Linked DNA regions of Homo sapiens: region 2 is linked to region 1. A link is an interaction called in ENCODE POLR2A ChIA-PET data of the cell type or tissue named here. Cell type or tissue: B cell. All regions are shown on one strand. Links, peaks and the distances in the headings refer to the core of each region. The heading gives the core; the rest is flanking DNA.

Region 1 (4,395 bases), core at 183-4,182:
ACTCCTACCAACCAGGCCTGGCTCTGAGTGCTAGGGATGTGGTGGGGCACAGAACAGCATTGCTGCCTGTTTGAGCTTTTGCCCTAGTGGGTAGGGGGCACCCAGTAAACATGGGGTGCCATGTCAGGTTGTGATAAATGCTGTGAAGAGGTGCAAAGCCAAGTAGAGGGATAGAGAGTCACGTTTCGCTAAGTCTCCAGGCCTCTCCGAGCAGGTGACAGTTAGAGGAAGAGCGTTCCAGGCAGGGGGAATCACACCCTGGGGTGAGAGAGTGCTGGGCAGGTCAAAGGAGCACCTCTGTCAGCCCTCGTGTCACTGGAGCAGAGTGGGCAACAAAGGACAGAGCATTTGGAAATGGAATTGGAAAGGTACCCAGGGGTCAGTCCATGCAAGCCTGATGGGCTGTGATGGGCAGTTTAGATTTGACTCCCAGTGGCCTGAGAGGCCCTTCCTGGACAGGGGAAAGGTGTGTTAGGACTTTTAATTGTAAAGGGTTACTGGATGCTATGGGGGCAGCGGGAGTGTGCTGGGGACAAGAGTGGAAGTGTGGTGTGGCCCAAGTGAGCGGGGTGGTCCAGGTGGGTAGGTGGTGGCTGAGACAGGGTTAGTAGCATTGGGAGTTGGAAGAAAGGGTTAGATTGGGGATGTTGAAGATAAAGCTGGTATAATTTGTTGATAGCTCGGTTGTAGGGTATGAGAGAAAGAAGAACCAAGGATAATTCCAAGACTTTTAGACTGAACAACTAGGTAAAGGGAAGTGCTATCTACTGAAATGGGGAAAGTGAGGGATGTGCAAGGTGAATAGGAGGAGATGTTGGCAGGTGTTCCATGAAAAAAGGATTTCGTAGTCAAATTTATTTTGGAAACATGGTTCTAGAGCATGACCAGGGGCTGGAGTAGAGGTGGCAGAGGTGGCAGAGAGAGGGCTGAAGAAACCCATTTGTCTTTATCCCCCTACTTTCACCTCCTTACTACTAATATTCCTACCAGGGGTTGCTGTATGAGGGTGTAATAAGGGAGAACAATCAGCTAATTCCACTATTTCAGCCATTTGTCAGTTTAGTCAAACAATGGGTTGGTGATATTAATTGACCATAATCATAATGATTGCACCCATTGTCCAGATAGGTCCAGCCACTGTGTTTGATTGAAGCAGAGCAATCAAGTTTCCAGTCAAAGTCTCTTGAGGAATTTTTTCACCACTGCAGACAAGGAGCATAGCATTAACCCACAATGTTGAATTCCAGTAGGATGCTGAGTGAAAGTTCCTTGTGGGGAATATGGTAGGAAATAGCAGAACAAGATGAAAAAATATTCACAGAGAAAAACTCCAGAGCAACAGCTGGATCTGTGGCTGTGTTGGAAACATAAAGTGTTGGAGAGGTTAGGCGAGTTCCCTCATGGTCCCTAGGGTTCAGGACAAATTCTACAAGGCTTGTTAGGGAAAAGGAAATCTTACAAAGCTTGGTTGAGAACAGGGAGGAAGGCGGTCCACCAGGGCAGTTCTGTGTGACTGATGGAATGTTGCCCCTGACATTCATTCATTCATTCATTCATTCATTCATTCATTCATTATTTGAGACAGAATTTCTCTCTTGTCGCCCAGGCTGGAGTGCAATGGCGCGATCTTGGCTCACTGCAACCTCTGCCTCCTGGGTTCAAGTGATTCTCCTGCCTCAGCCTCCTGAGTAGCTGGGATTACAGGCACGCACCACAACACCCAGCTAATTTTTGTATTTTTAGTAGAGACGGGATTTCACCATGTTGTCTGGGCTGGTCTTGAACTCCTGACCTCAGGTGATCCACCTGCCTTGGCTCCCAAAGTGCTGGGATTACAGGCATGAGCCACTACGCCTGGCCTTATTTTTAATAGGTTTTTGAAGGCAAAATCCACATAACATAAAATCAGCCATTTTGAAGTGAATAATTCAATGGCATTTCAGTACCTTCACAATGTTGTACAGCTACCCTTCTGTCTAGTTCCAAAGCCTCTTTATCCCCTCACAAAAGAAACCCTGTTTCCATTAAGCAATCAGTCCCTATTTTTCCCTCTCCTCACCCCCTGGCAACCACCCTAATCTTTTTTTTATGGGGAACAAGAAAGCAGCTTTGACCGTGGGTGAACATAAAGGCTGCTTAGGATCGGGATATATGGATTTGGGATGGCTGTTTGCAGGCATTGCTTGGGAATGCCAGCATCCCTGTACCTGGAGACCTCAGTATCTGTGGGAAACCCCGGTATCCCCACACTCAGAGTGGAGGAAGCCACTGGGCTTGTGGGAAGCTGAGCTTGAATATGACCTCTTCCACTGGAATAAAGTGCCTTTGGCTTCCAAAGGAAAGAGCTGGGAGAGGCTAGTTGGTTGAGGCAACCCAGAGGGAGCTTCTGGGACCATTTTAAGGTAGTTCAGCTCCTTGCAGCACAGCAATGAACAATGAACAAGTATGGTTAAAGGTAACAAGGGAAGTGTCATTTCCAGCTTGCCTAGCATGGATTTGGCACCTCCATTCATTTGTTGGGGTCATCAAGAGATTGTGTAAACATGAGGACTTTGAATCACTAGTACATTGTTTCACACTGGAATTTATAATAGCCTAAGGTCCAGATACTTGGTTGCATATCTGCTTGGTTGGAAATGCCATTGTTCCAGCTATTCAAGAACCAGGCCAGGCACGGTGCCTCACACCTGTAATCCCAGCACTTTGGGAAGTTGAGGCAGGAGGATCACTTGAGGCCAACAGTTTCAGACCAGCTTGGGCAACACGGCAAGACCCTGTCTCTACCAAAACAAAACAAAACAAAACACAACCAGATTTCAGATGCCTAATGTTTCCATAGTACTTATTAAGCTAAGCGAATGGAGTGGAGAAAAATACAGAAAGGAGAAGGAATCTTTGATTTTTCCCTTTCTCCTTCTGTAATGGACTGAATGTTTTTGTCTTCCCCCAAAATCCCTATATTGAAGGCCTGACTCCCAATGCGATGGTATTTGGATGTGGAACTTTTGGGAGGCAATGAGGTTTTCATGAGGTCATGTAGGTAGGGCCCCCATATTGGGATTTGTGTCCTTATAAGAAGAAGGGAGACCCAAGTGCTCCGTCTCTCCCTGCCTTGTAAGGGCACAGCAGGCCAGGAGGAAAGCCCTCACCAGGAACCACATCTGCCGGCCCCTTGATCTTGAACTTCCAGCCTCCAGAACTGTGAGAAATAAATTCCTTTTGTCTGTGTCACCCAGTTGATGGTATTTTGTTAGAACAGCCCACGCTGGCTAAGATACCTCCCCTTTTTATCTGTTTGTTTAATGCATTGTACATGCCAGTTGTACACAATTAAATAAGTAGATCCAAGCAACACAGTGGTATTTAAAGTAAGTAAAAGTTTATTTTCTTCCCTCCAGTCATAATCCCTGGGAGGTAGCCATTTTAAGTTTGGGGTTTGTTTAGTCTTCTCGCACCATCTCATAAGGTAGTCATTAGCCACTTGTGGCTGTTTGAATTTAAACTAATTAAAATGAAATATAGTTAACCATTGAGTTCCTCAGTCACACTAGCCATATTTCAAGTGTGCCATGGCCACATGTGGCTGGTGGCTGCCGTGATGAACAGTGCAGACATAGAACGTTTCCATTCTTACAAAGTGTCCTGTTAGACAGCAGTGTTCTAGAGGAATTGTATTCCTATACAAACATATACACTGACATGGTTGGCATAACATTGTACATACCGTTCTGCAGTTTGTTTTTTTCGCCTAACAGGGAAACTGTTAATTTAGTGTGATCCACATGCAACGTCATGCCAGGAAAAATGTAAAACAGAATGCATAATCAAACATAGAGTTTGGGTAAATTAAAATTATTTTAATTTCAAATTTTAGAGGTAATTGCAACATAACTTGATGCTTGTTCCAACTTTAACTAAACAAATTATTTTTGGAACTGGTCCACTCAGCCTTGCATATGTTAAGAAAGACAATTCTTAGGAGATGTGCTTGGGCGTAATCTGCTAGGCTTACCCTATATATTCATACACAGTTCCTGTTATTCCTCTGTTTTATAAGAAGAGTTGGTATCTTTTTCTGACTTCCCACAATTCAGTGACCGCTAGGCACATGTGGCTATTTACATTTGAATCCGTATTTTAAATTAAACTGAAACATTCCTCAGTTGTACTAGATGTGAAGTACTCCTTAGTCCTTTGTGGTTGGTAGCTCTGGTGTTGGATAGCATGGATGGGGACATCTCCACTGTTGCAGAAGGCTCTGTTACACAGTGCCGCACTTGGTTCAGTTACATCTGTCGTTAAATGCAGTGACTTTCCACAGGAGAGAGATGGGAGAAGCGATAACTCCCAGGGAGGACATCGTGAAATTTCTGTGATTGGATGGAGAGCTTGCAT
Region 2 (4,395 bases), core at 209-4,208, 60 kb before region 1:
AGCCATTGAATGGGAGAGTAGAAAGGAAACATTGAGTTTGGTTCTGGACATTTTAGAATGGGGCACCCAAATGGAGAGAACCAGCAGACGGAAACATATTCACATGTGTGTGAATGGGTGAGATTATATAAGGAGAGCTTGCTGAGCAAAACGAGAGAGGGTCATGCAGAGGACTCTGGGACACTCCAACATTTAAAGGGCACACTCGGGAAAAGAGCCATTTAAGAACAGTTTCAAAAGGAGAGATAGCCACAAGAGGTCAAGCTGAGATGAGCAGGAATACGAAGCCATTGGAACAGAGTGAGACCCTGTCTCAAACAAACAAAAACAACAACAAAACTTTTTCAAAAGAATTTGTTGTAAGATTTTTAAAAATACCAAGCACTTTTCAGTATGTGTGTGTGTAGCGGGGGTAAATATATACATAACATAAACTTTACCATTTAATCATTCTTGAGTGGTTTTTTTGGCATTAAGTACATTCACATTGTTGTGCAACCATTACCACCATACATCTCCAGAACCTTTTCACTTTCCATGATTGAAACTCTGGCTGGGCGTGGTGGCTCACGCCTGTAATCCCAGCACTTTGGGAGGCCAAGGCAGGCAGATCACGAGGTCAGGAGTTCAAGACCACCCTGACCAACATGGTGAAACCCTGTCTCTACTAAAAATATAAAAATTAGCAGGGCGTGGTGGTGCGCACCTGTAATCCCAGCTACTCAGGAGGCTGAGGCAGGAGAATCGCTTGAACCCAGGAGGTGGAGGTTGCAGTGAGCCAAGATCACGCCACCACATTCCAGTCTGGACGAGAGTGAGACTCCATCTCAAAAAAAAAAAAAAAAAATTCTGTACCCATTAAACAACTCCCCATTTCCCTCTCCTCCATCTGCTGACAACCACCATCCTACTTTCTGACTACTCTGGGAACCTCATACAAGAGGAATCATACAATATTTGTCCTTTCGTGACTGGCCTGTTTCAGCGCAACGTATTCAAAGTTCATCCATGTTGTAACCTGTCAGGATTTCCTTCAGCATCTTAAAAATATAATTTGAATATAGTTTTTTTTTTTTTTTCAAGAAACCAACTATTTACAACCATTACAAAGTCCTACGATCTGCCACATCAGTTTTACACAGGGAAGGGAATTAGAAGAAGGGAATTCACGTCAATCACAGACATCCTGTCGAGCATGTGTCAGGTGCCACATTGGTTCTAAGTGCTTCATCTAACTCATTGAATCTCCGTAACAATTCTGTGCAGTGACATTATTTTTCTCATTTTACAGCTGAATAAACTGATTTTCAGAGAGTTTATGTAGCTTGTGCAAGACCACACAGCTGGCAAATAACTGAGCCAGGATTCAAATCCTGATCTTCCCAATACCCAAGGCCATGCTCTTTTTAGGACCCTTCAGTTCTCCCTTTAGTCCTTTCTCTAATTATGTCACTCTGAAGGAGTCAAATCTCTTTGCTTTGAATTTAATGAAGTTGTGCTTTAAGGTTTTCCTGGTGTTCAGCAAATATACAAGGCTCCTCATGACATTAAACTGCTCTTATATTGTATTTAACCTTTTAAGAACAGAATCAAGCATTTGCCAAAAGTAGAGAATTAATTGTGTAACTAATTAATTCAGTTCACATAGTTATTTGTTTAATGTTGTTTGATGTGTCTGTCCAACTTAATATTTATCTGGGGTCGTTGACAGAACTACGTTGATTTGTAGGATAGGTTTCTGAAGGAAAATACTTTTTTTAAACTAAACAGTTTCTATTCTAATCACAAATAGGAAAGGAAGAAACTTTTTAAAATGAAAAATATATAACCACTCATTTTTGAGGATCTCACAAAAACAAAGTATTATGCAAGTAATCTGAAGCCAAAAGCCACAGGCTGAGATTTGCCATGCTGAAGGTTTTTTTTTTTTTTTTTTTAATCTACAAATGTTTCTTTGAATTCTTGAATGCTCTATCCTGTGCCAGTGAAAGATGTTTTTCTTTAAAGATCTTAGCAGTGACTGACATATCACTGTTTGAGCAGATGATCCTGAGAAAGTAACCAAAGCCATTTACAGAACAGGCGTTTCTGTAACTTGGGCCCTTTACGGAAGTAAGCCAGTGGGCTTGCGTGTTGTTTGAAGACTGGGCTTATCTTTGTTCAGTGTTTTGCTTTGAGAGCACGACTGACTTTGAGTTTCATCTGCACTCTGTGACCAATTGTGAGACAGACCCAAAGTCTGAAGTTTGTGTTGACTTTAGAAAGTCATTCTCTGAAGCCTTTTTTTGGAATGAGTTTAAAGAAGGAAGAGTACCAAAAGCCAGGTCCAGTCTTGTAGTGGATGTTTTGGAAAGAAAGGATCATGGTTCTCTGGGACCATCAGAGTGGATCAGATTACATTCTAATGTAATGATGAAAACAAAGAACAATAAATCAGAGGGACTCTAAAACATCCTAAAATCTTCCCTCAGGCAAATAATACCAAATCTTCGAGGGTGGATAATTGTTTTCTCTCCATTTTCTTTTTTCTTTTTCCTTGCAGATTGACAGAATTAAAAATTTGACAAGCCCCATCAGTGGTTCATTTAAGTGTTTTGGTATACAGGTGATTAGAAACTATAAAATCTCTTCTGCTTTATTTTAAAGCTATTGTCTTGCTCAGACTGCGTAATTTAAAGGCAACTGTGTTAATGTCTGTGGTGAAAAATTTCTGATCCTAAAAGTCATGGACAAAAAGGGGGCATTTGCCTACCTAGTGTCAAGGAGCTTAAACTGTAATCAGAAGTCCATGCATTATTGTTTTATTCAAATGTAAAGGGAAGATGAATGCTCAAGATACCGCAAAGGATCTTCTTAAAATATGCAATTTGTGTGACTCTTGCTGAGTCAGATGAGTGGGTGATGCTGGGCAGAGCTGTAGAAGAAAACTGACTTTCAGCAAGGAATAAGAATCCATGCTAAACAGTACAGAAGTGAGGCTGAGAATATGCTCAAGGAGAGTGCGGTGGTTGGAATGTTTGTCCCTTCCAAAACTCACGTTCACATTTAATCCCCAGTGTGGCAGTATTGAGAGGTAGAATCTTTAAGAGGTGATTGGGTCATGAGGGCTTTGCCCTCATGAATTGATTAATCCACTCATGGATTAATGGATTAACGGGTTAGTGGATTAATGGGTTGTCATGGGAGTGGGGCTTGTGGCTCTGTAAGAAGAGAAAGAGAGAGCAACACTCAGCCCCCTCGCCATGTGATGCCCTGCACTGCCTCGGAGTTTGCAGAGACTCACGACCAGCAAGAAGGCTCTCACCAGATACCGTCTCTCAACCTTGGACTTCCCAGTATCCAGAACTGTAAGAAATAAATTTCATTTCTTTATAAGTTATCCAGTTTCAGGTATTCTATAAGCAACAGAAAATGGACTAAAACAGAGAGGGAAGCCTCTGGAAGGGGGAAGCCTGAGTGGTTAAGTGGTGAGTCCAGCAGCTGAGGAGAAAACTTTTGACCTGAAAGGACTAGATCTGGGACCCAGATGGAAAACGACTTCCTCTTTTTACCTTGGGGTTTGAGAGAGTGCTCAGCCTGGGTCTAGGAGTGGAGGTAGACCAGCCTAACAGAAAGGACTGAGTCCAAGGAATTGCTAGCCAGAGGGAAAATAAAATAAAATCATGGAAGGCTTGGGAGATGCCTTTTGATACTTTAAACCAAGCTTGTCCAACCTGTGGCCTGCAGGCCACATGTGGCCCTGGACAGCTTTGAATGCGGCCCAACACAAATTAGTAAACTGTCTTAAAACATTATGAGATTTTTTTTTTGTATGATTTTTTGTTGTTGTTGTTAGCTAATCGCTATCATTAGTGTTAGTATATTTTATGTATGGCCCAAGACAATTTTTCTTCCAGTATGGTCCCGGGAAGCCAGAAGATTGGATACCCCTGCTTTAAACCTACCATGATAATTGGATACTGTGAGATTTTTATGTGTAAAATGTAGTCCAGATGGATAGCATTTGAATTCCCAGGATACATAGCAGTAATTTTTTTGTTTTTCATAGCAGTAAATTTTTTGGTGTTTTTGAACAAACTCGAAGTCTATTATTCACTGCGGAGTACCAAGTAGGATTCTCTCATTAGCAGATAAGAGAAAGCAAAATATTGTGTCTTTACAGGAGAAAACTATGTATTCAATTAAGATAGGGTGACAAAACCCAAGTGTGAAACCTACTAGTGGGGACTGGCAGAAAGATACCCTATTTAAACAGTGTTCTGTCCTTACGTAACGTTATTCTCTAATTGGCATCTCTTAGAAAATGGCTGGATTTGGCCCACTTAGTTAAGTAGGTCCAGGAGGGGCAGAGACTTGGAGTTTATTCATTTTGGGAGGAAGCCCAGAATAGTCAAT

Evidence for each region. ChIA-PET counts read pairs that join two places held together with the same protein. Peaks named below come from ENCODE experiments on the same cell type or tissue, not always from the same donor. Only the 100,000 strongest peaks of a DNase experiment are listed, where the experiment ranks them.
Region 2: POLR2A ChIA-PET joins it to region 1 with 8 read pairs; 4 of 35 experiments call an interaction of 5 or more read pairs at or near these places.

Annotation. Positions count from the first base shown.
Region 1 is chr7:131,014,573-131,018,967 of GRCh38, reverse strand. All of the region lies in intron 3 of LINC-PINT (long intergenic non-protein coding RNA, p53 induced transcript), which reads left to right. Among named protein-coding and RNA genes, the nearest start is that of LINC-PINT, 93 kb to the left of the region's middle. In B cell, for the core only: no CTCF peak of the experiment used is centred there; no DNase peak of the experiment used is centred there; H3K27ac peaks cover 768 bases.
Region 2 is chr7:131,074,735-131,079,129 of GRCh38, reverse strand. The region is part of intron 2 of LINC-PINT (long intergenic non-protein coding RNA, p53 induced transcript); the gene reads left to right. Among named protein-coding and RNA genes, the nearest start is that of LINC-PINT, 33 kb to the left of the region's middle. RefSeq lists a cis regulatory region at 180 and an enhancer at 108-252. In B cell, for the core only: no CTCF peak of the experiment used is centred there; no DNase peak of the experiment used is centred there.